2 separate regions of the Homo sapiens genome follow, and region 1 is linked to region 2. Evidence: chromatin loops called from intact Hi-C (ENCODE). Cell type or tissue: HCT116. All regions are shown on one strand. Each heading gives the region's core, and the rest is flanking DNA. Links, peaks and the distances in the headings are about the cores only.

Region 1 (5,373 bases), core at 100-5,099, 210 kb after region 2:
AATAGACAGTATCTTCAGAAAACACATTAAAATGTCATTAGATTTCATCTAAACTTGCTGGTAATTTCGGTAACCTGACTATCTCTCCCTCCTCCCACCCTGTGCTCAACAGAAACAAGCTCATACCAAATTAACATTCATTTTGTTAAAACTAAATCTCAGACCACCTTCTGGACTTGCCCAGCTTTCTCCTTCCTCTGGGCCACTCGCTGGTTCTTTTCTCCTCTGGAATGACTCTCTCCCACTTACAACCTGGCAAACTCATCATCTGACAATACAAAGTTCACAGGTCAATTCCTCCTCAAAACCTTGCCTTGGACCCCTGAGGCAACACCACATAGAGGGGAGGTTGAAGTCAGGCTGACCTGAGGGTGGATCGAGCTCTGTACCCAATTAGCTGGGTGACCTTTGCCAAGGAAGCCAGTTTCTCTGAGCCAAGTGTCAGCTTTCTCGCCTGTAAAATATGAATCATGATTACCCCTGCCTTGGGCTTGTGCTGAGGATGAGATGAGCTCATGTAAGAATCCCTGGCACAGAGTTAAGGACTCAATGTGTTTTGGCTGTTGCTACAGGATACCTTCCCAAAGAATCATAAAGCTTTATAGCAATAAGGGACTTCAGAGTAGCTCTTCTCGACCTTCCATGTACAAGCCAATCACCTGGGGACACAGATTCTGAAGTCCTGGTGCAATGCCTGAATTTTTTTTTTTTTTTTTTTTTTTTTTTTTTGCGTTTCTTGCAAGTTTCAGAGTGCTGCAGATTCCCCTTGTCCCAGGAGCACACTTTGAAATGGCAAGACTTTAGGAGACATTGACTTCCTGCTCATTTTACAGAAAATAAGCATGAAGCCCGAGAAGAGCTGCTCCTAGCCCAAAAGGATCCAGAAAGCTGCTGAGAAAGGCAACACAGAACACAATCTGCTGGTGGAGTTTGAGGAGAGATTCACTCTCAAAGCAATTGCTGATCAGAAACAACTTTGTGAGGTTTATCTGTAAATTGTGAATACATTTCCTCCACCCAAGAGCCAGTACTCTGCTTGCTGAACAAGGTAAGCTTTATTCCTGCCTCTGAGATGGGAGGAAGATTGGGTGAGACGGACAATTTCAAGAACAAAGACATTAAGCTAAAATGAGTGGTATTCTATCTGGGGAGAAGCGGAAACACATTACCCAAGGGCCTGTGGCATAAAACATAGCTTAGAAGGAGCAGCTGTGGGTTGGTTGGTTTGTTTTAGACAGAGTTTTGTTCTTGTCGCCCAGGCTGAAGTGCAATGGCGTGATCTCGGCTCACTACAATCTCCACCTCCCGGATTCAAGCGATTCTCCTGCCTCAGCCTCCCGAGTAGCTGGGACTACAGGCATGCGCCACCAAGCCCGACTAATTTTTTTATTTTTAGTAGAGACAAGATTTCACCGTGTTGGCCAGGCTGGCCTTGAACTTCTGACCTAAGGTGATCCACCTGATGTCTCTCTCGCCCAGAGTGCTAGGATTACGGATGTGAGCCACCACACCTGGCCACAGCCGTGGGTTTTTACTCTTCTCAGAATATCCTAAAAAAATCAAAGTTTTCAGGAAATTGGGGGAGAGTGCAGGAACAGTCATCGCTTTTCCAACGTAAGATAATTTCCAGATTTGCAACATTCGGGAAATGAGCACAACTCACTCCTCTTTGAGGCAGCACCCAGCTGATGCAGCTCCATTGTGTGGCCAACTGAAAGGGTCCTGCAGTTTTCCTAAGTGTATCCCAGAGTTATTTCTTCATGAAGAGGACCTAAGCCATTCCATTCCATGGTCCGTGGTGCTGCCCAAAAGCCCATCACATGTACGGCCACTGTGGGTGCTTCCTTTTTCCGACATCTGACCCTTTATCCCATTTGGCTTACTCCAAAAGCTCAGCCCATGCTCCCAGGCATGGATAGGAAGGAACCCACTAAAAAAAAAAATGCACTATTCATTGAAAGTGCTAGAACCCGCCAGTCTCCAAATGCAGTCCTTTTGAAAAGGCATGACTCAGTCCTGAGTAACATCTGATACTTAACAAACGTCCATGAGCCATAACACCTCCTGGTGTCTGAGTGGTTTTCCCATCAACCTCTAAAATAAAAGCAAATCAGTTAGCCAGGTGCTGCATATGCTCAGAAGGCTATAGAAGCTCAGAGGTACAAGCACCTGGAGAAAATATATCAACCCTTCTGCATTATAACAACAATTATTGCAGAAATTCTTGTCATTGTCTATCAAAGTGAAATCAACGAACCCCCACAAGTTTCTGTACTGTTTGCTAGAAGTAAAGAGACAAATGAGACAAACAGCTCTTGCCCTCAGAGAGTTGACAATCTAGTAGAAGAAGGAAGAAGCCATCCAAATAACTAGGAAACAAGGTAAAGAGCAGCTTCTGCTCTAAAAAGGCAGTAGGATTGCTGAAGGAGGGGAATGTGAACCCTGGTCTTGCCCTTCAGGCAGTTTTTCATAGTTAATGATCCTGCATTCTCAAATTGCATAGGTATGTCTCAAATATGAGACAAGCCTTCTAATTTACAAGTAAGTGAACAGAAAAACTGTACACAGGCAGTCCTCTGCTTTTGTAAATATGAAAATATGTATCAAATTAACTGTATAGAGTGCAATTAGAGACTTACACATTATAAGTGGTTGTTCCATCCCAGGCAGCACTGTAGAGTTGGTAAGGCTGTACACTACACAAGGGCATCTGACCAAGGGTTAGACTGAAATCTAGATGTGTATCCTGATGTAGAGTTGTACTTATCCAGAAAAGAAAGGAATTCCTTTTCCCAATTTGCACAAGACACCATTTAGCTCGTAGTGGCCCTGATTCTGAGAGGTCCAAAATAGTTTTAAATTCCAGTTACATATTTATAGCATTTTCTTATATGTTGTTCTTTTCCTTTGCCATTAAGTCTACAGTGGACCCACTTAAGTCCAGTAAGCATTCAATTGAACTCAAAGATTGGCCACTGATCTCCATTTTGGAAGCAAGTGTATTAAGCATAGAAAACTTATATTGCTTATTTTTGAGATTACTCTTTTTTTCTACTTTCCACTTGTTTTTGTAAAACAACATGGACAAAGCACAGTAAAATGTTCAAATAGTTACGCATGTTCTGTTGAACAAAGAGAGCAACTGCCCACAGTGAATGGTTGGCTGGCAGGCAGCACCACCTGGGGGCAGCTCAAATTATTTTTCTCAGTAGTTAGTGTATGACAGTCCACATCTGTTATGTCCTGTAACAGAGCAATTAGGGGTGTCAGTGTTTAAAATGCTTATCTGGGCCAGGTGTGGTGGCTCACGCCTGTAATCCTAGCACTTTGAGAGGCTGAGGCGGGCAGATCACGAGGTCAGGAGTTTGAGACCAGCCTGCCCAACATGGTGAAGCACCATCTCTACTAAAATACAAAAATTAGCCGGGCGTGGTGGCGGGCATCTGTAATCCCAGCTACCTAGGAGGCTGAGGCAGGAGAATAGCTTGAACCCGGGAGGCAGAGATTGCAGTGAACCGAGATCATGCCATTGCACTCTATCCTGGACAACAGAACAAGACTTTGTCTCGGGAAAAAAAAATGCTTATCTGATTATCCCATTGAGGACAGCCTCTAACGCCATACCAAACATTAAGTGGGTAACCTCCTGCTTGATGCTGAGAATTCCTGGCAACTTCTCCCCAGTGCCTTTTTCCCTAATGCTTTATTCTCGGACTGGTCAGAGAGTCTTTGAACTCCCATAAACTCCTGTGTCATTCTTGTACACTTACCACATCTCTCTGCCTCTTTGGCATAGTCTGGGAGCAGCCAGGAATCACCTCTCGGCTCCACCTCCATAGCAACTGCCCTCTCAGAGGATCCACCTCCTCAGAGGGACTAGGAGCTCCTAGGTCAGGAAATGGCAGTGGCTGATGTAGCCTGATCTCCACCAGAAGTGGACGCTCCTCTTTGTTGCTGCCTGGTGAAGCGGGGGACTTATTTACTTTCACTGAAGATCTCCTTTAATTTTTTCTTTCCTCCTTCACTTTTCCTAATTTGGTTTTTCATTCATAGATGCATGCCTTTTTTTTTTTTTGAGACGGAGTCTCACTCTGTTGCCAGGCTGGAGTGTGGTGGCACGATCTCGGCTCACTGCAACCTCTGCCTCCTGGGTGCAAGAGATTCTCCTGTCTCAGCTTCCTGAGTAGCTGGGACTACAGGCGTGCACCACCACGCCCAGCTAATTTTTGTATTTTTAGTACAGACAGGGTTTCACCATGTTGGCCAGGCTGGTCTCGATCTCTTGACCTTGTGATCTGCCCACTTCAGCCTCCCAAAGTGCTGTGATTACAGGCGTGAGCCACCCCCCCCCCAGCCAGATGCATGCCTTTATTCCACATCTACCAAGTGACTCCTCGCATGAGGCCCTGTGCACTGGGCACTGCGCTGATAGGCAGGGCGTGGCGCTGACACCCTATGGCGGGGAAGGTAGACAGCAAACAAAACAAACAAACAGATGTGAATAAGGACAGAATGATGCTGTGAAGGACTTGGCCGAGTGTCCTTTGGAAGAGTGGGGAGGAGGACAGAGGGAGGAAAGGCCTCTCTGAGACCTGAAGGTAAGAAGGAGCTGGCCGTGTGGAAGGCAGAAAAGAGGGGTCCAGGAAGAGGCAGAGCATGGGTCATGAGCCCTTAGCAAGGCCTGGAAGAAAGTCCAGACATGTCTGGAGCATGGTGGGGGAAGGGAAAAGGGCGTGGTGGGGTGGCTGACAGGGGCCGCTCACGCAGGCACAGCCTGTGTCCTAGGGGCCCCTAATCCTTGTGGGGCCTGCAGGAGCCTCTGACTCTGGACCTGCTTGCCTTACATCACTTGGTCTGGTCTTGCCGCTCTCAGATACACATAGCCCTTCCACCAAAATTGTATACGTTGATTCAAATGAACATCTATTCCTCTTTGCTTTTTTAAAATTTTATTATTTTGTGTAGAGATGGGGATCTCACTATATTGCTCAGACTAGTCTCGAACTCCTGGGCTCAAGCAATCCTCCCACCTCGGCCTCTCAAAGTGCTAGAATTACAGGCCTGAGCCACCATGCTGGGCCTTCTTCATCTTTTCTACATAGAGATTAAGAGGGTACAAAAATTTGAATAAATTCCACCAGATCAACTTGATTGGTTCACCTTTAAAGAACACTTGAACTCAGGCTACTTTTGAACTGATTTACTGATAAGCATCTTGGGTGCCAAACAATAGGCTTGCCTGATGCTTCAACTTTCACTTGGGAGCTTGGCAGCCCGAAGACCTGACCAGAGACAGAACCTGAGGCAGGACAGAGGAAAGGAGAGGGAGCCGAGGAGGACAGCTCCCCAGAGCACAAAGGGCACACCCTGAAC
Region 2 (5,373 bases), core at 59-5,058:
AAGTAAACTGTTGAACGAATCCCTATATATTCTGATTTCAATAATTTGCCTCTTTGTGATTGAGCTGGTATTGCCTGAAGACTAAAAGAGTATTCTCTAAGTATGGCATGTAACACCGTCAAATTCAGCTCCAAATTATTAACACCTTTGGCAGGTACAACTAAAGCTTCATTCGGATGTTTCTGAGATTCATTAGAAAGAGGATTCCCGCCCCCACCCCCCACCCCGAGATGGAGTCTTGTTCTGTCACCCAGGTTGGAGTACACTGGCACAATCTCAGCTCACTGCAACCTCTGCCTCCCTGGGTTCAAGCAATTCTCCTGCCTCAGCCTCCCGAGTAGCTGGGATTACAGGCGTGCGCCACCACGCCTGGCTAATTTTTGTATTTTAAGTAGAGACAGGGTTTCAACACGTTGGCCAGGCTGGTCTCAAACTCCTGACCTTGTGATCTGCCTGCCTCGGTCCCCCAAAATGCTGGGATTACAGGTGTAAGCCACCATGCCCAGCCCTAGAAAGGATAATTCTTAAGGTGCTTAATCTTGGTTGCACATTAAAATCCCCTGAAGTGCTTTGGAAAATGCTAGTGTCCAGGCACCATCTCAAATCAACTAGACTCTTGGGAGGAGAGCCCAGACATCAATTACAAAAAGAAAAAAAAGTTCCCCAGGTGATTCTAGGAGCAGCCAGGGTTGAGAACCAGTGATTCAAACCTTCCAACAAAGAGCCGACGATGAATCAGATCCCTCCCCAAATAATCCCTCTCCTTCCCCTCTACCATCTACACTCTCCACACATGACCATCAAAGGAACTCTCTGAGGAAATGAGAAATGTCTGGCCCTGAGCCTCCCAAGTAATATAGCTGCTGGAAGCACAGGAGCCAGTCCTCGGGATGCCTGGGAGATGAGCTTATCTGGGGCAGGGGTGGGTTGCACTATTAGCACACAGGTTCTTTGTTCTCCAATCCACGGATGAAGCTCAAGTTCATTTAGCACCATTGCCAGAGGTAACCTCCATACCCATCTTTGCCTGCCTTTTCCTTTCTCCCAAGCCAGCCTTTCCTACCCTTTACTGTGTGCAAAAAGTCTAGCCCTGTAACTACTAAAGATTCCTATGCCAACCAGCCCAACCGTGATCACTCCCACTCCCACCATGGTTGTTGACATGAATGTAATAGGATTGAACCCTTGTCATTCCCATATCATCCCTCTTTCCTTTCCTTTTAGGGCACATTTTAATGAATGAATTGAGCTTATTTCTGAATAAGAGAAGCAGGAGGAGGTGAAACAGTGATTCTTGTGTTCAGTGAGCTGGGAAAGTAGTTGAACCCTACAGATGGTGACTGAGTTACTGGGAACACAGAGGCTGATCTGACAGCTGGATATTATGTATCATTTCCCAAGACTCCTGCCCTCACTGCCCAAGTTGCTTTTCCAACAGTGTGGAGACCTTTGTCCCAAGGCACTTGTCCTCATTTACAGAACTCACAGGAGGTTAAGGTGATGATTATCAGCCTGGTATCATGCTCCACAGTCTTCACCTTTTCCCTTAACCCTGGAGGTAATTAGTGTTTGATCTACACATCATGTGGGTGGTAGCTTATTCTTCTGTTCTGTCCTTAAGTAAACTTCTGCCGGTCCTTGATTTCTGGGTTGATCATGTTCCAAGAATCACTACAGAGCAGGTGCTGAGCAGTCAGATGACAGCTGTTGATCTGTTGCAAGTGAGCAATTAGAGACTGCAGGAGAATGCCACGCTACACAGTTTACATTGAGTATTCAGAAAACCAAATATTTGAGTGCCCACTTTGTGGCAAACACTGAATGTGTACCCACACATACACACACATACACAAACACACATACACAGAGGATGTCTGTCCTTAGGTACAATTGAATGACCTCTTAAGTGAATTGGACCTTTTCCTCTTTATTTATCTATCTCTTCATTGACTAATTCGTCTCATCATTTTTAAATAGTAGTTGGGGAGGAAAGGGGAGAAACAATAGCAAGACCTTTCTAAAGGGAGCTTGTAGGTGTTTTTGTACTATAAACTCAAGTGGTTTTAAAACGAAACCCTTTTGGCATATAAAGGTCTTACTCAGGAAATGCTGAAATCCTAGATGTAGAGTTTTAATACATATTTACCTGAAATTCTAGGAATGCAAGGGTTCAAATGGACTAAGCAATATCATGGTACTCTCAGCTGGGTCCTTTTTCTAAAGGCAAACTGAAAATCTTTACCAAGCCCAATGCATTCCTTTTAAATCCCATTCATATTGTTCATTTCACCAACGAGCAGGAGGAGGGGACGCCAGGAAGGCAATCGTGGTTCTGAAATACTTTTCTGAACGTGGAGAAAAAGTTTTGTTTGTCCTTCAAGGGCATAAAGAAGAAATAAGAAATCCTCTTCCCTCTCTTTGGCCTCCCCCAAGCAAAGAGCAAGACTCTCACCAAAGCCCGCTTAACATTTTACAAACACACAAGGACAAGACAGACAGCCGGACAAGAGGGCTGGGCTGGAAATGTTGCCCTATGTTGGCTTAGCTAGCTCTGGTGCTGAGAATAAGCACCAGATTGACCTCGAGTGGTGCCCTAGGAGGCCAGTTGAAGTGGAGCTCCTTGACCAAGGCCTGGCTAAGTGGCATCAGATGACCACGCTGACGGTCATATTCTGGCCATGGGGGGCTATCTTGCGGGGCCAAGCGACCAACAGTTTGCGCAGCTCCTCGCGGAAGCTGTCGTGCAGCCAGGCGTAGATGAAGGGGTTGTAGCAGGCCGAACTCATGGCGAGCCAGTGGCAGAGCAGCTGCACCAGCCCAAAGGCGTAAGGGTCGATGGCGTGGGGGTCGAGGTCCCGCAGCAGGTTGAAGACGTGCAGCGGCAGCCAGCAGACGGCGAACACCACCACGATCACCACCAGCAAGCAGAAGGTGCGCCGGCGCCGAGCGCGGTCCCAGTCGGCCTGGCTCTGGGTCACGCAGCCCGGCACCACGCGGTTGCGGAGCTTCACTGACACCCGGACGTAAGACAGGAGGATGACCAGCAGAGGGAGCAGGTAGGTGACCAGCAGCAGCCCCCAGGCGTAGAGCTGGCGCTGGCGCTCCTGGGAGCCCCAGAACTCCTCGCAGAGGCGCACGTCGTGCGGCTTGAGCTCCACGTGATAGGTGTGCACGGCGGCGGGCAGCGCCAGCACCGCGGACAGCGCCCAGATGGCCAGCACAGCGTAGGCGCTGAGGCGCAGCGAGATGCGCCGCCTCAGCGGGTGCACCAGCACGACGTAGCGGTCCACTGCGATGGTGGTGAGCGTGAACACCGACACATAGACGGTGACCGGCTGCAGGAAGAAGACCAGGTGGCACAGGCCGCCGCCGAACACCCAGCCGCGTGGCTCGAAGGCATAGGCCAGCGTGAGCGGCACGCAGGCGGTGCACATGAGCACGTCGGACAAGGCCAGGTTGCCGATGAGGAAGTTCGTCACGTTGTGCAGCCGGCGCACCCGCGCGATCACCAGCACCAGCAGGCAGTTGCCCACCAGCCCCACGACCACCACGACGCTGTAGAGCAGCACGATCAGCCCCTTCAGCTGATGCACCAGCTGCAGGCTCTGGAAGGGCGTGACGGCTGGAGCGTCCGCGCCAGCCACCGACCCGTTGCCCGCCGAGGCCTCTGCGCTCTGGTTGGCGGGAGTTGTGACCGCCGGCGGCAGCCCAGAAAATAAGTCAGAAACCCTGGGGCCCCGAGTGGTCGATGAGGCCATGGCCACCTGTTCAAAGGTAATCAAAGTCCGTCACTTCCCTTGCCATACTCCATCCGACCTCCTACACCAGCCGCGCCCCTCCCCCATCGCCTGAGTCCTCCCTTGGGAATAACCGGCCACAGAACAACAGCAAAAGTAGCAAAAAGTGTTGTCCTCTCACCTCTGTAAAATAAACCTAAGCACGGTTAGAACATACGGTTTATTTAAACGCTTCCGCCTCTATTTACGGTCCTCGCAGTCCACGCAGGCAGACTCAGGAGCGCGATCCTACCTGGGAGTGGGGTTTGGAGAGCGGGAAAGCACTCGCGGGAAGAAGGGGCAGAATTTCTGCTGGCCCTCGGTAGTCCTCTGCCCACGTCGGTGATCCGGTCTCGCTTCTCCGCGGGAGCTGAACGGATCCAAATGTTTCCCAGTGGGCTAGCAGCTTCTTAGAGGGACTGGGAGCGCCTCCCCTCAGCTCCGCCCCCCACTCCAGCTCCCATGTATGGAAAATAGGGGTGGAGCGCGCTCTGCCATGCTCGGTGCTTAGAGAACTAGTGAAGAGGACAGTGTGGGGAGGATGGAATCCGAAACGGGAGGAGGGGCCGGCAAACCTGGCCAGAGCAGCGAAGAGGACGAATCTCTACTGCAGGAGCTTGCACGGCCCCTGGAGGGTCAGGGTCCGGAGGAGCGCACAGTGGAGGAGGGCGGAGGAGAGGCGCGAAGCGTCAGGCTATCGGGAGGAGCCGGTGCAGTCTTAGGAGGGAAGGAGCGGGGAAGGAAGTAGCGGTGGGAGATTGCAATGCAGCTGGGGGCTTGAGAGAGGCACGACTGACCCGTTCTTAAAGGCTGGATCCTGCCTAGCGGCCAGGTTGCGGAGGGCAGAGACGCTAGAGGGCTCGGGCTGGGATTTAACAGCAGAGCCTGGAGCTGGTCGCGGACCTGAGGACCCTCACCCTCCCGTGGCCCCGCCACACGAGCCCCCTGCTTGGCTGCAGCGCGCTCAGCGGGCAGCGGGTCCGGCCAAGCCAAAGGCAGGAGTCAGCACCACGGACAGCTTCCGCTGGATCTGCCGCCCCTCGGGCGGATGATGTGGGGAGGAGCAGGGGAAAATGACTAGGGAATTCCTGCCCCTCTCTGGATCCGGGTGTTTGGGGAAGGAACCTGGTCCGGTTCAAAGACCTGCCTCGCTGCCTGCTTTCTGGGCTGGGGCTGAGAAGAGTAGGGTGGAGTGGAGGCAGCTGAGCCGGGGGCCTGGGGGTCGGAGACTCATGACTTTTGCTCCTCTTGGTGGTCACCGCACTCAGTGCCAAGGACGGCGTCGTCTTTTACCTCCCGGGGTCAGAAAATGCAGCTCTCCTGCCAGTTATTCTACACAGGCACACTTCAGTCTGGCCCAGCGACTCCCCGGCTCACCCTTTCTCTCGCTTTCTTTCTCGGCTACCGCGACCTGTGCCGTATCTGGCTGCTTCTCCCAGCACAGAGTAGTTCCTGGACTGAGACTTGACCCCTCCCTCCTTGACTGAACACCCACAGGCCTCTTCTCTTCATTTTAGGATTTTTTAAAAATACTGGTAATTGCAGATTTCAGCTAGGGTAACAAAAGTAACAAACATTTGAGAAGCTTAGGCGTTTC

What was found. Peaks named below come from ENCODE experiments on the same cell type or tissue, not always from the same donor. Only the 100,000 strongest peaks of a DNase experiment are listed, where the experiment ranks them.
Region 1: a loop joins it to region 2, with 2.1 times the contacts of the local background. A loop is called at or near these places in 3 of 110 quality-filtered maps.

What each region holds. Positions count from the first base shown.
Region 1 is chr10:118,797,943-118,803,315 of GRCh38, forward strand. All of the region lies in intron 3 of LINC03036 (long intergenic non-protein coding RNA 3036), which reads right to left. Among named protein-coding and RNA genes, the nearest start is that of CACUL1, 46 kb to the left of the region's middle. In HCT116, for the core only: a CTCF peak has its summit at 3,166; DNase peaks (open chromatin) are centred at 539 and 2,029.
Region 2 is chr10:118,591,487-118,596,859 of GRCh38, forward strand. PRLHR (prolactin releasing hormone receptor) reads right to left here and starts at 4,162. Exons shown (of 2, transcript NM_004248.3): 1 at 4,030-4,162; 2 at 1-3,764. The coding sequence starts at 3,758. The coding sequence ends at 2,646. RefSeq lists enhancers at 3,121-3,929, 3,930-4,738, 4,739-5,373. In HCT116, for the core only: a CTCF peak has its summit at 3,045 (motif pointing right); no DNase peak of the experiment used is centred there; H3K27me3 peaks cover 2,693 bases.